2 separate regions of the Homo sapiens genome follow, and region 1 is linked to region 2. A link is an interaction called in ENCODE POLR2A ChIA-PET data of the cell type or tissue named here. Cell type or tissue: GM12878. All regions are shown on one strand.

What was found. Peaks named below come from ENCODE experiments on the same cell type or tissue, not always from the same donor. Only the 100,000 strongest peaks of a DNase experiment are listed, where the experiment ranks them.
Region 1: POLR2A ChIA-PET joins it to region 2 with 5 read pairs; 4 of 35 experiments call an interaction of 5 or more read pairs at or near these places.

The regions. Positions count from the first base shown.
Region 1 is chr7:3,048,937-3,052,936 of GRCh38, forward strand. No RefSeq gene overlaps it. Among named protein-coding and RNA genes, the nearest start is that of CARD11, 7.1 kb to the left of the region's middle. In GM12878, no CTCF peak of the experiment used is centred here; no DNase peak of the experiment used is centred here.
Region 2 is chr7:2,834,624-2,838,623 of GRCh38, forward strand. The region is part of intron 1 of GNA12 (G protein subunit alpha 12); the gene reads right to left. It also overlaps the pseudogene PFDN4P1. Among named protein-coding and RNA genes, the nearest start is that of GNA12, 7.7 kb to the right of the region's middle. In GM12878, no CTCF peak of the experiment used is centred here; no DNase peak of the experiment used is centred here; H3K4me3 peaks cover 459 bases; H3K27ac peaks cover 201 bases.

The sequences.
Region 1 (4,000 bases), 210 kb after region 2:
GGTGCCTGTAGTCCCAGCTGCTCGGGAGGCTGAGGTGGGAGGACTTCTTGAGCCCAGGAGTTCAGGGCTGCAGTGAACCATGATCACACCACTGCACTCCAGCCTGAGTGACACAGTGAGACCCTGTCTCTAAAAAAAAGATAGCAAACTAAACACAAAATTTACCTGCCAAGAACAGTGGGGGATAGGTTATAAAAAGGTGCCTGGAAAGAATGCAGGTAAGAGGTGAGAAGCATTTCTGGGAGGCAGACGGCAGTGGACAGGAGCCCCGGCTCAGAGCCTGGAGCAGGGAGTCAGCAGCAGAGCTGAGAGTGACTCTCCTACTGTAGAACCCCTCAGATCTGTCAGGATTGAACTGAAGGCAGTCTCAGAGGAAGGGCAGACACCGAGTGACTGATGGGAGCATCATCTGTAGGACTGCTGGGGCAGGTACGGCTGCCCCACTTCCCTCCCCCAACCCTCCACTGTGCCACTTTAGCTTCCCCCCTAGGCCGAAGCCAGAGAGATCTTTCCAGTGAAAACTCTTGGTTTGATGGGTACAGACATGCAGTTAAATAGAAGGTACAAGTTCTAATGCTGGACAGCAGAGTAGGGCGATTGTAGCTAGCAACAATGTATTGTATATTTCAAATTAGCTAGAAGAGAGGACTTGAATTATTCCCAACATGGAGAAATGATAAATACTCAAGGTGATAGATGCCCCAAATACCCTGACCTGATCATTCCACATTCTATGCATGTAACAAAAGGCTGAGCCCAGTGGCTCACGCCTATAATCCCAGCACTTTGGGAGGCCAAGGTGGGAGGATCGCTCGAGCCCAGGAGTTCAAGGCCAGCCTGGACAGCATAGCAAGACCCCATCTCTACAAAAAATTTAAAAAGTTAGCTGGGTGTGGTGGCATGTGCCTGTGGTTCCAGCTACTCAGGAGGCTGAGGTGGGAGGATCGCTTGAGCCCAGGAGCTCAAGGCCAGCCTGGAAAGCATAGCAAGACCCCATCTCTTCAAAGAAAAAAAAAATTAGCTGGGTGTGGTGGCACGCACCTGTGGTTCCAGCTACCCAGGAGGCTGAAGTGGGAGGATCGCTTGATCCCAGGCGTTCAAGGCCAGCCTGGACAGCATAGCAAGACCTCATCTCTTCAAAAAAAAAAAATTAGCTGGGTATGGTGGCACGCACCTGTGGTTCCAGCTACTTAGGAGGCTGATGGGGGTGATCACTTGAGTGCAGGAAGTTGAGGCTGCAGTGAGTTGTGATCACACCATTGCACTCCAGCCTAGGCAACAAGAATGAGATCCTGTCTCAAAAAAAATCACACACATACCATAAATATATAAAATATTATGTATCAATTTTTGAAAAGCTGCTCAGAGGGGCAAATGCTCTTAGAATGGGGGCATGGGCCCCAAAAGCCCTTCCTCATGTCATAACAGGGGGGCGGCTGGGGTAGCCTCTCCCTGCCTGGGTTCCCAAAAGCAGGGCTTCTGGAACCATCTGCAGCGAAAGACACCCCCAACCCCTCCTGCCTTTAAAAAAAATTCTAATCTGTTACGGCCTGATACTTTTGTGAAATATAATAAAAATTAATTACTAGAAAATAGAATTTTAAAAAAGACACTCAAGACACAAGCTGGCCGATCATGCTTGGTTGTCGTGTCAATGTCAAAACTGCTATAAAAGTTTCTAAATGCTTAGTCTTAGTTTCGGCTCTTATCTTGGTGCGGACCGGTGCACTGAAGGACACAGGTCCCCAGACCAGATTTCTCAGAGCATAGCCCTGGAGTCAAGGCTGCCTGTTGACACAGTATTCCTGCCCCCCGTTATCCCAGCTGGCCTCTCCTCCATACAGAGGTTGGAAAAGACAAAGGAAACTCCACACGAGTCAACACGGACCTTCCCAAACATGGACAGAGATCAGCAGCTTGAAAGGGTGGGACTTAGATGAACAAATTGGACAATCATCTCCCAAGGGCAGGAAGGGAAGAAACAATGATGAGAAGGGAATGAAACATAATGATCCAAAAAGATCCTCCAATGAGAATCCGCAGAGAGATTCGAGCAGAGATCACATCCATCAAATAAGAACAAATTACTATGAAACAGGCTGCCTGAATAAAGGAACAGGTCATGGAAATTAAAAATAGGGTTGTTCGAATAATAAAATAAAATTTAACATACAGTAGAAGGGCTGGAAGAAGATGTCTGTGAGGTCTATCTGCTGGGCTGGAAAGCGAGAACTAAATAAAACCCAAAAAGAAAGAAGAAGTTTGAGAGAAAAGTTGAGATCTAAATGATGAATTCAGAAAGACCAATGTCTACTTAGTTCCAGCAGGAAGAGAGAAGGTGGAGGGAGGAATTAATCATGAGATAACGATAATATTTGTCCGAGCTGAAGAATGACATGATTCTTCATGAGGAGAGAGACCACGGAGGGCCAAGTAGGATGAATGAAAAAGATCTGTACCTAGATATAGCCTCATGACATTTCAGGAAAGAAAAAAAAAAAGATGGATAATGAGAAGGCTCTAAAATCTTTTAGAGAGAAAAATCATGCACACTGATGCCAAGTTCCCAGTGGGATTCAGAATTCTCATCAGCAACATTGGCTGCTAAAAGACAAGGAAGTCATGCATCAGTGTTCTCAGGGACATTTAATTTAAACTTAGAGTTCTGATTTCAACCAAATCATCAATTAAGTGTGAGAGCAAAATAAACATTTTCCTCAACATGCAGGGAACTTTGGAAATTTAATTCCTAAGCACTCCTCAAGAAAAAAGTTCCTTGAGAATGGATGACAATAAAATGAAAAAGAAATCTAGGGGCCAAGTGTGGTGGCTCACACCTATAATCCCAGCACTTTGGGAAGCTGAGGCAAGAGGACCAATTGCTTGAGGCCAGGAGTTCAAGAGGAGCCTGGGAAACATAGCAAGACCCCATCTCTAAAACCAAACAAACAAACACCTAGAAATTGGCTGTGTACACACCTATGGTCCTAGCTACTCATGAGGCTGAGGTGTGAGGATTCCTTGAGCCCTGGATTTGGAGGCTGCTGTGAGCCATGATTGAACCACTGCACTCCAGCCTGAATAACAGAGCAAGGTCTCAAAAAAAAATCTAGGAAAAAGGAACTCAGAAAGACTGAAATAAATAAGTGAAAATAATTCTTTTAAATATAAATAAATAGGACAATTTAAAAAATAACAATTGTGCAAGAGACCTACAAAAATGTCAGTATACAAGGAGACTTCAAAAAATTCATTGAGAAATGAAATTAAAATATAAAAATAAAAAATATAAATGTTATTTCCCAACATAAGCTCCATCAAGGTCAACACTTTGGAAAATTATGATATCACCCATTGAGTTCATGCCTAAAGAACTGAGGGTCCTTGGAATTTCATCATGTCAATGCAGTCTTTTTCGCATTTGTAACTGAAGGAGAATGGGTGCCCTTTGCAGATTTTTTAAGATTAGGAAACAAAGAGAAGTCAGAAGGAGTCAAATCAGGACTGTACTGTAGATGCCTGATGATGTCCCACTGAAACTCTCACAAAATTGCCCTTCTTTGATGAAAGGAATGAGCAGGAGCATTGCCATGGAGGAGAAGGACTGTCTGATGAAGTTTTCCCTAGCGTATTTCTGCTAAAGTTCTGGCAAACCTTCTCAAAATACTCTCACAATAAGCAGATATTATTGTACTTTGGCCATCCAGAAATAGAACAAGCAACATGCCTTGAGCATCCCCTAAAATTCTTGCCATGGCCTTTGCTCTTGACTGCTTCACTCTTGCTTTGCTTTGACTGGACTCCTTCTACCTCTTGGTAGCCATTACTTTGATTGTGCCTTGTCTTCAGGATGGTACCAGTGAAGCCATGTTTCATCTCTTGCTACAATTCTTTGAAGACATGCTTCAGGATCTTGATCCCACTTGTTTAAAATTTCCACTGAAAGCTCTGCTCTTTTCTGTAGCTGATGTAGGTGCAATGGTTTTGGCACTCAACAAGT
Region 2 (4,000 bases):
CAGCCAAACAGTCACGCACTGCATAATGATGTTTTGGTAAAAGATGAACCACATATACGATGGTGGTCCCATAAGGTTATAACACCAGATTTTTACAGCACGTTTTCTATGTTTAGATACATAAATGCTTGCCATTGTGCTACAATGGCCCACAGTATTCAGTATAGTAACATGCGGTACAGGTTTGCAGTCTGGGAGCAATAGGCCTAGGTATACGGTCAGCTATATTATCTAGGTTTGTGTAGGTCCACTCTAGGATGTTTGCGTAAGAACCTCACCTAACGATGCATTTCCTGGACGGGATCCCAGTCGTTAAGCAATGCGTGACTATGCATCGCGATGCATGACTATACATTGCGATGCGTGACTATACATCTGCATATAAGACAAGTCTACCTTGGGGTGGCTAAAGGCTACACTAATGCAATCATGTGGATGGTTAGGACTTCTAGTCTATATAACAAGGAACCTTCAGACAGCTAACATTTTATCCACTTCTAACTGGATGTGAAATTTAGTAATGAAAACGCTCTTGGGATTTAACGCATCACACATAAGTCAGGGAATGGAAGCACTGTGAGATAAATCTAAGCTGGCCTGATGTCTTCCAACAGCCTGAGGCACACCCCACCACCAGAGGCATTATTACACAACTTCGGGAACACCAAATACACAAACTTTAAGGACAGCCCAGTCAGGAAGTGACGAGATATCATCTGTAGAATTAGAAAAATAAAAAGAATAAACTAGGCTGTTCCCCACACCCCCATTGATGTTGGCCCACGGGGGTTGCCGGTCCCTTTAACTGGCATGTACCAAGTCCTTCCAGGTGACATTTCCTCCCTGTGTCCCAGCTTTTAGGGATCATTGGCCATGGGTCCAAGGGGAGGGAATGTGGAGACAGGGTTGTATTTGCCAGGGAATTCTGGGCCGACAGGGAGCAAGAGCGCGCTTGGGGGCAAAGTCCCATTGTCTCATGCTGTTCTCCAGTCCCGAGATGGTGGCCACCATGAAGAAGACGGCTGCAGAAGATGTCAATGTTACTTTCGAAGAGCAACAAAAGATAAACAAATTTGCATGGAATACAAGTAGAATCACAGAGCTGAAGGAAGAAATAGAAGTAAAACAGAAACAACTCCAAAACGTAGAAGATGCTCGTGACGGTACCATGCTTGCAGATGCTGACTGCTTAATGATGCCTTATCAAATCGGTGATGTCTTCATTAGCCATTCTCAAGAAGAAACACAGGAAATGTTAGAAGCAGCAAATAAAAATTTGCAAGAAGCAACTGACGCCTTAGAATCCAAAGTCGAAGCAATTCAGTGGGTGTGAGCAGATTTGAAAGTTCAGTTGTATGCAAAATTTGGGAGCAGCATAAACCTTGAAGCTGATGAAAGTTAAACATTTTATAATACTTAAAAAAATTTGTTTAATAAACTTGATTATTGTTTAAGAAAAAAAGAATAAACTAGAAAGTCTTACTGGCAATCTTTACAAAAAAATCAAAGCAACTAGTAGATTCAAATAATGAACTGCAGAGGATAGAGTGAGGTAATGAAGTCCTCGCACTATCTAACAGAAATCCTATGTGCAAATTCAGGCACAACTGTGATCAAGATGGAAAAGCCCCAGACACTGAGTAAAAAGACCAGGATGATGGAGACTTCCACAAAGTAACAGCTCTACTCCTCCCAGGTCTGCCCCCTTACAGCTAAAAAGAAAGTTCTGAATGTAACACAACCAGCAAGTGCAGAAAGCAGGTGGAAAGAAGGCGGCAGGCTACCCAGCGACCTCAGGACTTGAGGGATGACAAGGCAGTGAGTTCTCTGGGTGTCCTTACTGCCTCCTACTTACCCAGGATGGGCGCTGCAGAAGCCTCCAAGCTGGAACAGCCAAAAGGTACAGAGAAAAAGAACTCCAAGAAGAGCCTGTTCTTGGCCAAAGGACCCAGAAAAGGATGCTCTTACAACAGCAGACCTTTTTGGCAATGCCCGTCCTATTCCAAATAACAAGAGAAGGCCAGGTGCGGTGGCCCACACCTGTAATCCCAGCACTTTGGGAGGCCGAGGCGGGTGGATCACCTGAGGTCAGGAGTTCGAGACCAGCCTGGCCAACATGGTGAAGTCCCATTTCTACTAAAAATACAAAAATTAGCTGGGCATGGTGGTGCGTGCCTGTAGTCCCAGCTACTTGGGAGGCTGAGGCAGGAGAATCGCTTGAACCTGGGTGGCGGAGGTTGCAGTGAGCCAGGATTGCGCCACTGCACTCCAGCCCGGGCAACAAGAGCGAAACTCCATCTCAACAACAACAAAAAACAAATACAAGAGAAAACATCAGCAGAGAAACCACATATACCACCCACTGAGGTTTCAGTGGAATTGAGGGGGAAATTGATCTTCTACCCTCAAGGAACCAGGTGACATGCTCCAAGTGGCATGTCAAATAGTGCTGGCAGGGCCAAGCAGGGATCTCACCTCCCATTCTCTGCCTGGAAGAAGCAGGAGGTGCTCCAATTCCCTCACCAGGGTGGTGTCAGCAGGGCCCAGTGGGGAAGTGCACCCCCACCACGAGGCAGAAAGAGGGGATGGGAGGGTGGGAGGGGGGAAGGCTGGATTAGCTGTCGCTTTGCTACCCCCTCCCATTCCCTAGAATCAGCAACGCCCAGAGGGGAGCTGATGTTCCAACCCCACTCAACAAGGCCACAGGGTCTCAGAGACCCGGAGGTCATTAACAAAAGTGCTAACAGCCGTATGTCAGAGTCCCAGAAGGAGATGAGAGAGAGGGACTGAAATAGTCATTCAAGAAATAATGGCTGAAAACTTCCCACATTTGGCAAGAGACATAAATGTACAGATTCAAGAAGCCAAGCAAACCCCAAATATAATAAATGGGATGAAGCCTGTGCCAAGACAAATCATAATGAAACTTCTGAAAACTAAACATAAAACTCTTCAAAGCAGCCAGAGAGGAGCAATGCATGAACTCGGAGAGGAGACCAACTCAAACGACAGTAGATTTCTCTTCTGAAACAATGTGAAGGTATCCTTCAGGAATGAAGAGGAAATACAGGCATTCTTGGACAAAGGAAAGCTAAGAGAATCTGTTGCAAGCAAACTGATCGTTAAAGAATGGCTAAAGGAAGTTCTCTAAACAGAAAGGAAATGACAACAGAAGAAGGCTTAGAGCCTCAGAAAGAAGACCATCAGAATAGGTAATAAAAAAAAAAGGGACAATTTTATTCAGTCAAAAGGGGGGAAAAGATAATATAATCTCCTACTCCTAATGAGTTTTTAAAATCACAGTTGATGACTGAAGTAAACCACCTGATGTGGCATTCAAAGTCTGTTAAGTGCTAAGACATTTATAGTGAAGTGGGGTGGGTAAATGGGCCCAAGCAGAAGTAAAGTTTCTACACTTAAAGCTGTAAAACATCAGGGCCAGGAGACTGGGATCAGTTACACATGTATACTGCAAACCTAAGGCAACTACCAAGAAAATAATACAAAGCATTATACTTAAAAAAAAAAATCAATCAGCCAGGGAGGACAGTTCATGCCTGTAATCTCGGCACTTTGGCCAGGAGACTGGGATAAGTTACATATGTATACTGTAAACCTAGGGGAACTACCAAGAAAATAATACAAAGCATTATACTTAAAAAAAAAAAAAAATCAGCCAGGGAGGATCGCTCATGCCTATAATCTCGGCACTTTGGCTGAGGCAGGAGGATGGCTTTGAGGCTAGCAATTCAAGAGCACCCTAAGTAACATAGTGGAACCCTATCTACAAAAAATAAATATAGATTAAAAATTAGCTGGGTGTGGTGGTGCACATCTGTAGTCCCGGCTACTAGGGAGGCTGAGGTGGGAGGATGGTTTGGGTCCAGGAGGTCAAGACTACAGTGAGCCATGATCGTGCCACTGCGCTTCAGCCTAGGCAATAGCAAAAGACCTTGTCTCTAAGATAGTAACAGTCATAATAATGACTTTACCCTAAATG